Regions from separate parts of the Homo sapiens genome. Here region 2 is linked to region 1. A link is a contact called in ENCODE Hi-C or POLR2A ChIA-PET data. All regions are on one chromosome and are shown on one strand. Each heading gives the region's core, a stretch centred on a gene start or an enhancer-like site at or near the end of the contact. The rest is flanking DNA. Distances are from core to core; before and after follow the strand shown.

What was found. Hi-C counts contacts between places; a loop is a spot of excess contacts on that map. ChIA-PET counts read pairs that join two places held with the same protein, here RNA polymerase II (POLR2A). Pooled maps may share reads with other maps.
Region 2: a loop to region 1 is called in a pooled map, with 2.3 times the contacts of the local background. The contact joins the promoter of TRIM71 here to the promoter of CMTM6 in region 1. A Hi-C loop is called at or near these places in 1 of 50 pooled maps. POLR2A ChIA-PET finds 5 or more read pairs at or near these places in 5 of 52 experiments (GM10248, GM12878, H1 and 2 more).

Annotation. Positions count from the first base shown.
Region 1 is chr3:32,500,648-32,504,730 of GRCh38, forward strand. CMTM6 (CKLF like MARVEL transmembrane domain containing 6) reads right to left here and starts at 2,205. Exons shown (of 4, transcript NM_017801.3): 1 at 1,961-2,205. The coding sequence starts at 2,098. RefSeq lists silencers at 1,916-2,145, 2,216-2,305.
Region 2 is chr3:32,815,793-32,819,875 of GRCh38, forward strand. TRIM71 (tripartite motif containing 71) reads left to right here and starts at 2,205. Exons shown (of 4, transcript NM_001039111.3): 1 at 2,205-3,140. The coding sequence starts at 2,289. RefSeq lists an enhancer at 2,665-3,246.

The DNA of each region.
Region 1 (4,083 bases), core at 955-3,454:
CCAAGTATAACATTTACCACAAAAATTTCTGGTTGTGTTCCATGTTTTCTTCTATAACAGCAATAAGGAAGGAAACTGGTTATGTTCTATTCCAAAGATACGAAACTACAGTTTACTAAACTATAAGAAGGTAATCAGAAAATTTACTTTAGCTTTGCCACTTTTTATTAGAAAGAAAATAATAAAGGCAACTGAAAACAGGAGATTTTGTGGGCAGCAAACCAATACAGATGATTTTTTTCGAGCAGCAAGAATGCTTCAGATGGGCTGGGCGCAGTGGCTTACGCCTGTAATCCCAGCACTTTGGGAGGCCCGGAGGGCGAAAATCACCTGAAGTCAGGAGTTTGAGACCAGGCTGGTCAACACGGCGAAACCCCGTCTCTACCAAAAAAAAAAAAAAAAATCAGCCGGGCATGGAGGTGCGTGCCTGTAGTCCCAACTACTCGGCACGAGAATTGCCTGAACCCGGGAGGCGGAGGTTTCAGTGAGCCGAGATTGCGCCACTGCCCCCAGCCTTGGCGATAGAGCAAGACTCGGTCTCAAAAAAAAAAAAAAAAAAAGCTTCAGATGAATATTCTTTTCTGTTCTAAAGAGTTCTACTATTCACGTAGAAAATTTTAGCTTTACTGCAGAGAAATACAGCTAATACCTAAAAATCATCATGTGACAGCTGACAAGAGAAGAGAAGGAAGAAGGAAGAAGGTAGAAGGAACAGCTTATGCAAAGGAACAGTGGCAGGAAAGAGCCCCTGATGCCTCGTAATAAATTAAAGGTGGCCAGTGTGGAACCACCTAGAGGGAGACTGGGAGAAAGATAAGGCCAGATCCTACTGGGTTCCATAGGCCACATTATCACTTGCTTTCAAATGATTTCCCAGTCATCAGCAGATGTGATCATTTTGATCGCTAAACAGCAGTGCCGATTTTCCGACTTCTGTTTTTCTATTCAATAAAAGTAGGTCACTAGAGTTCTAAGAATTTAACTTCGGGTCATTTGAGTTGTAAGAATTTAAGTTCTTTCCAAGGAAACCAATGAGCTAATTTTTACTTAGAATGGTTAAAAAACAAAACAAAGTAAGACAAAACTCATAAACATCATAAGCATTCGGATTTTTCCTAAACTGGTTCTATTGCAGAAATAGAACCTAAACTGTTTCTATTTTTCCTAAACTGGTTCAACCATCAGTGGTTGGAACAGTACATAGGAGCCAACACGACTGTAAAGTGAATAATTTAAATCTCAAAGATGCTTTGATGTTTTCACGAACAGGTTTATGGTACTTCAACTGCTTAAAATAAACTCAATAAAATGGAAAGATGCATACCATGTCCTAGTTCAGCTATCCGCACATACTTACAAAAAGCTGTCCTTTTGACTTTCCACTTAGAACCCATATTGCTCAATTTTGAAATAATTCTTTTCCAGTCAATATAAAACTTTTAGAAGACAATTTACCGGACACACATACACACACATCTCAATGCCACGCGTGGTATCGCAGGACTTTGTCCAGCAAGTTAAACTGCCCCCATGGGCTCGCAGCAGGAAAACCGCAAGAGCCAGAGAAAGATAAACAGCGCTTCACAGTCTAAATACAGGCACTGTGGGCGATAATGCAGGGTAGCAGCAGAGAGAAGAGAGGAAAGTCGCCATAGAGGATGAGTGAAAGATGTTGAAGTGGCTGACTTGGGTCTCCGACGCATTTCCTGAGCCCGCCTAACAGGCTGGGTGGCCCCAGTTCGTGGGATCCCGATGGGGAGAGCCTTGGGACTGAGGGGCCGCCCGGCGGAAGGGCGGAGGGTAACGCCCCCTTCCCCAGGCTGAGAGGGAAGGAACTAGAGGTGTGGAAACCTCCTTTTACTGAACAACCAAGCTGAAACGAAGGAGCTCGGCGGCCTCCCAAGCCCGGGCCAGACCCCGCTCCCCAGCCCGGGCTCGCCCTCCCTGACCGCGGACTCACCAGCTGCAAGCCCTTGAGAACGCGCCGGAGCAATGGGAGCCGGCCCATGAAAAAGTAGGCAGCGAGGCCGCTCCGGGGGCCTCTGGCGGGGCCCGGGTCCTCCTCCGTAGTGGGGCTGTACACCGCTCCGTTCTCCATCGCCTCGGGCCGGGGAGCGCGGCGGCCGCAGCAACCGCGCCGTTGACTTCTCGGACTCCAGAAGTCCCCGGTAGCCGGGAGGCGGCCGTCACTTCCTGGGCCTTCTCCCCGGCTTCCGCCTGACTCCGCCCCTTCCCGCCCCCGCCCTTGGCCCGCCCCGCCCCCTCTCAGCAAATTTGCTTGTTAGCTGTTGGGATTCTTCCGACTTTCATCCAAGAATTGAGTTCTTTCTGTGAGCCTTTGATGGATTTCTCACCTCCCTCCATCTTTCATCCTCCTGACATTCATTCACTTAGTATTTTTGCGTACTTTCGGTGTGCAGTGAACCCCGTTCTAGGTACTTGGGTGACAGCCAAGTACTACCCAAAATCACAGGATCCCTAGTAACAGAGACAGACAATAAACAAGAAAACAGATGGATAGCAATTTCAGATAGTGATAAGTGACGTGAAAATATGATACGAAAATAATGGATTCAGCATTTCTGGTGGCTTGATAAATTTATTAAAAAAAAAAAGAAGATGGAGGAGGAGGAGAAGAGGAAGGAGAAGGAAAAAAGGATGGAGAATTGGGTGCTCTACTTAAATGGCCACTACTAAACTGAGTGGTCAGGAAAGGCCTCTCTGAGGACCATGATCTTTGAATTGAATGAGACTCAAAGTGTGAGAAGCCAGGCTTGTAAAGTTCTGGGGAGAGCCTTTCACGAAAGTGCAAATGTCCCGAGGACCAAATGAGTTTGACTCAATCTGAAGCCCAAAGGCCTGTGTCGCTAGGAATAAGTACGGGAGGAAAGGAGATGTTGGAGATGTAGGCAAAGGCCAGATAATGTGGAGGCCTTGCAGACCAAGGGAAGAATTCGTATTTCATTTGAAGTACAATGAGTTGTCTGTAAGGACTTTCAGAATCGCTCCCTCCCGCGTCTCCCGAAATTCCATTTAGGCTCACTTTTCAAAATCATTTCCTTTTTCTCTTTCTTGGTCACCAACTGCTACAGTCACATATGTTAATTTTGTGTGAACTTGTCAAGGAATGTAATTATATTTTAGCAACTGAAGTTGATTGAGTTACAGGATGTTCACAACAATATAAAGTAGGTTCGACAGTATAAAGTCGGTTACATTCATTTTCAAATGAGAAAACTGAGGCCAAGAGGCTGAAATCATATCCAAGGTCAAACAGCCAGGAGCAGCTGGAATGCAGGCCTAAGCAGTCTGACTCGAAACCTTGCTGCTAAACGCTAACCCAGAAAACGTCAGCTTCTAACTCATCTCTCCATTGGAGTCTCAAAACCCATGGAAGAGAGAAGGGGTTTCTGCTGCCATCAGCTGCTACATCTTCTCCGTGGCCCCAAACCTCCCTTTCTTCTTCCAGTAACAAACAAAAGCTCCCATTCAAATGAATAGAGACAAGTAGATACTGCCCTGCAGGGGCCACCTACAACCAGCCAGAACTACCCTTCTGTCTCTGATTACATGCACTCTGAATGTCCTCCCAAGGCCAAGATGCCACCAATTCTGTCCAACAAGGAAGGCCACTGTATTTTCACCAGGGCTACAAGGATTCATTGCCCCATTATTCTTCAAGTCACTATCATCCCAAATTAGACACTACTGATGTCTAAAAGTTCCTTTGAAATTCATCCAAAATTAAGATGAGTTGATGACTAGAGAGATGGATAAAAGATTTGTGATAGGCCAGGCGCAGTGGCTCACGCCTGTAATTCCAGCACTTCGGGAGGCCGAGGCAGGTGGATCACCTGAAGTCAGGGGTTCGAAACCAGACTGACCAACATGGTGAAACCCCGTCTCTACTAAAAATACAAAAATTAGCCGGGCGTGGTGGCGTGTGCCTGTAATCCCAGCTACTCGGGAGGCTGAGGCAGGAGAATCGCTCAAACCCGGGAGGTGGAGGTGGCAGTGAGCTGAGATCGCGCTACGGCACTCCGGTCTGGGCAACAGAGTGAGACTCCGTCTCAAAAAAAAAAA
Region 2 (4,083 bases), core at 955-3,454, 320 kb after region 1:
ACTCTTTTGTGTTTGGCTTCTCTCTCCCAACACGATGTTTTTGAGTCATCAGGTTGTTGCCTGTACCAGGTTAAATAGGATATCACTAACAGCGAGATAGTGTTAAGAAGGGGACAATTTTTACCCCGTTGGCCTCCAGGCCAGATACTACCTATATCCTGGTAAGTGGCCCTCCTTGCCCTTCCAAGTGAGTCTCTCTCCAGGGCCATGCAAGTTCCTCTCCCAGAACCGCTCAGGCGGCCTCGGGCACCACCCAGATGGCTGCGGGGCCATCACCAGGTCGCCTCCCCAGAACAGCTGCCCCCTGCTTCCCCCCAGCCCCATTAAAACTCAAAAGGGAACTCTGGCCCCTCTGCCGATCAGAATTCAGACTCGCTTAATTCCATGCATCCAACTGCACACCACCGTGTGATGTTTTGGTGATCAGATATGCAGAGTTCTTTAAAAAACGTAAAAAGAAAAAAAGAAAAGGTGGGTAAAAACCGAGATCTCCCGGGCAGTGGATATGTCTCGGTTGAGCCAGGGATTCAGAATGAAATCTTTTCTTTTCTTTTTTAAATAAACGGAAGAGTCGTTCTCTGCTCCTCGCTCAGAAGGTTTCAAAGGTCGTCACACTGAAGCCCGGGGGCGTTCATCTCCCCAGCGGCCGGGAGAAGGGAGGAGGTTGGAGGGCGGAGGGAGGGAGCACACAAAAGCGGGCCGTGCTGAGAGGGCTAATGTTTCCTGTTTGCCTGGAGCCCCCTCCCCTGCCTCCCCTCCCCCAGCCCCCTCCCAGCACTCGGGCGGAAGTGAGTTTGCTCCTTTGGAGATTAAAAGGATTCCGAATTCCGATCAGTCCCAATAACCGGCGTACTGAAGAGAAGAGGAGGAGGAGGAGGAGGCAGAGGCGGCAAAGCAGAGAAAGAGGGGGCGCGCGCGCGCGCACGCAACCCGAACTGGGGGAGTTGTGCAAAGCCCCAGGAGGCCGGGGCACGGCGGGAGCAAAGCTCGGTAGGCGCAGCGCGGCCGAGGCCACCCGCGTCCGGATCGGCGACTCCTTTCAGAAAGAAGATGACGCGGGCGCGAGCCGGCGGCGTTGGCCACGCGGCTCCCGAGCTCGCCGCGCGGGGCTGTTGCCGGTTCCACTGATTCCAGCGCGCCCGAGAGGAGCCTCCATCCCCGAGGCTCGGGATCGGAGGGGGGACCAAGGCGAGGGCGAAATGGCCCGATGACAAAGGAAATGTGATCCCCCTTCTCTGCCAAGGTTTCAGAGAGGACGGACGTGAGGAGGAGGAGGGGCGCAGGGCGCGCGCGGAGCTCGGATAGCATTGCACGACGGCCCGCGCGGAGCGGGTACATCTAATATCTTCCTGCCGATGAATAATTCAGGGCGGCCCGCGGGGACCTGCGGCCCCGCGCGCTAAGCCGAAGGGGAAGGAGCGTGCGTGAGGCGCCCAGGCCAGGCGAGGCGGGGGCACGAGGGCTCCGGGCCGCGTGGGGCGCGCGTGCGTGTTAAGCGCGGGCAGCCGCGGCCCGGCTGGGCAGGCGCGCGGAAGACTCGAGGCGCGTGGGACGCGCGTGCGTACTGCACGCGTGCGGCCGCGGCTGGGCCACCACGAGCTGCAGCTGCTGCGGGGCCCACCGCCCTGCAGGGGAGGCCGTGCCTGGCTGTGCGCAAGCCCCAAGCGCAGCACGCCGGGCCACCCAGGAGCCCCTGGCCGCCGCGTCATGCGGCGGGGCAGCCGACGTCGCGCGGGGAGACACCGGCTTGGCGACGCACCGCTCCCGCCTTTACTAGTTTGGGGCTCCTTCCCCTCCCAAGAACAGACTAAATCCGTTTAAAGAAAAGCAACGCACCAAATACTCGTGGAACCAAATTCTGCTCTCGCCGGGACTGGGACTGCACAGCGAACTCTCCTTTTGGGAACTCCTTTCGTCTATCGCGAAGGGAAGCCTCAGCTGCTCCAGGGAGTCTTCCGACCTCCCTGCCCCCGCTCGCCCCTCGCCTGTCGGGGCTTGTTCCGGCGTTCCCTCTTCGGAAGGCACGCGGCCCCCAAGTTATCCGGAGGAATCTGTGTCGCCGCTGGATAGTGGCATTTAATGCCTGCAGTGTCGGGGGTGGCAGCGCTCGGGCCGGACGTGGCGAGGCCAAGCGGGCAGCGCTGCTCTGGTGCCGGCTCCCGGATTGCAGGCCTAATCGATGCATTTTTCTGAGTGAGTCGGTGACTCCCCCACCCACCTCGTCCGCTCTCTCCTCCTCCTCCTCCTCTTCCTCTCTGGTCTCCTCCCTCCTCCGGGCTGGGTTGCAAATGGCTTCGTTCCCCGAGACCGATTTCCAGATCTGCTTGCTGTGCAAGGAGATGTGCGGCTCGCCGGCGCCGCTCTCCTCCAACTCGTCCGCGTCGTCGTCCTCCTCGCAGACGTCCACGTCGTCGGGGGGCGGCGGCGGGGGCCCTGGGGCGGCGGCGCGCCGCCTACACGTCCTGCCCTGCCTGCACGCCTTCTGCCGCCCCTGCCTCGAGGCGCACCGGCTGCCGGCGGCGGGCGGCGGCGCGGCGGGAGAGCCGCTCAAGCTGCGCTGCCCCGTGTGCGACCAGAAAGTAGTGCTAGCCGAGGCGGCGGGTATGGACGCGCTGCCTTCGTCCGCCTTCCTGCTTAGCAACCTGCTCGACGCGGTGGTGGCCACTGCCGACGAGCCGCCGCCCAAGAACGGGCGCGCCGGCGCTCCGGCGGGAGCGGGCGGCCACAGCAACCACCGGCACCACGCTCACCACGCGCACCCGCGCGCGTCCGCCTCCGCGCCGCCACTCCCGCAGGCGCCGCAGCCGCCCGCGCCTTCCCGCTCGGCACCCGGCGGCCCTGCCGCTTCCCCGTCGGCGCTGCTGCTCCGCCGTCCTCACGGCTGCAGCTCGTGCGATGAGGGCAACGCAGCTTCTTCGCGCTGCCTCGACTGCCAGGAGCACCTGTGCGACAACTGCGTCCGAGCGCACCAGCGCGTGCGCCTCACCAAGGACCACTACATCGAGCGCGGCCCGCCGGGTCCCGGTGCCGCAGCAGCGGCGCAGCAGCTCGGGCTCGGGCCGCCCTTTCCCGGCCCGCCCTTCTCCATCCTCTCAGTGTTTCCCGAGCGCCTCGGCTTCTGCCAGCACCACGACGACGAGGTGAGTGCGTGGGGGCGTGTGTTTGTGTCCATCGGATAACTGCGTGTGTGCTCAACAGCGTTTCCCGGCCGGTCCCACAGCGAGGGGAGGAGGCCCTCTCCGGATTTGGTTTGTATTTCCTTTGGCTACGTGGCAGTCCTTGCTACCAAAGTAGATCATGACCTGGGAAGTATGTGGAAGTGGATTCTGTGTACGTGTCGCGAGGGGCTCCGAAAAATCCCATAGCGTGGGGTCCTCCCTTTTCTGATTTTAATTTCTGTGTGGCAAAACGCGGCAATCGTCTTGAGTTAGGCGTGAGTTGGGAGGAGATAGGTGTGTGTGTTTGTGTAGACGTGGCCTGCTCCTGCTCTTGTGGGCACACCAGAGGCCTCCCAACGTGCTGAGAAGGCGCTCCTTTATTTTCAGATTTTTGTTTGGAAAACTCATAGATTGTTGCCTTTAAAATGGGGCGTGAGCCCGGAAGAGATGGTTGTGTGGGTGAGTGCGTGGAGTTTGTGTGCCTCCGTAGACCTGGTTTCCACGTGCGCACTTGTGAGGGGAAGACTGGTTTTTTTGTTGTTGGGACAGCATGGCAGTCCTTGCCTCCTTATGTTGGGTAAGAGTGGGAGCGTCTGTGGATCTTTGAGGGCCAAGGGCCCCCAGTCTTAAGCCCTTCTCTCTCTGCGGCTGCTTCCTATATTGTTTAAAATGCGTGTTCTGGCCCCTGAATTCTCCTAGCGTGAAATCGCCGTTCGTGGGCCCACGGCTGCACCCCGAGATAGAAGCGGAATAAAGGGACGACGTTACCTTCACCAGCCTGAGTCTCTTGGGCCGCGCCCGCCTGCCCCGACTCCAAGCCCTACAGGAACCGGTTTCCCTGGTTAGGAGGTATCCACCCGGCTCAACCAGGGTCTCGACTTCCTTGGAAAAGACCAAGGCAGCCGTACGCTGCTGGAACGCCGGA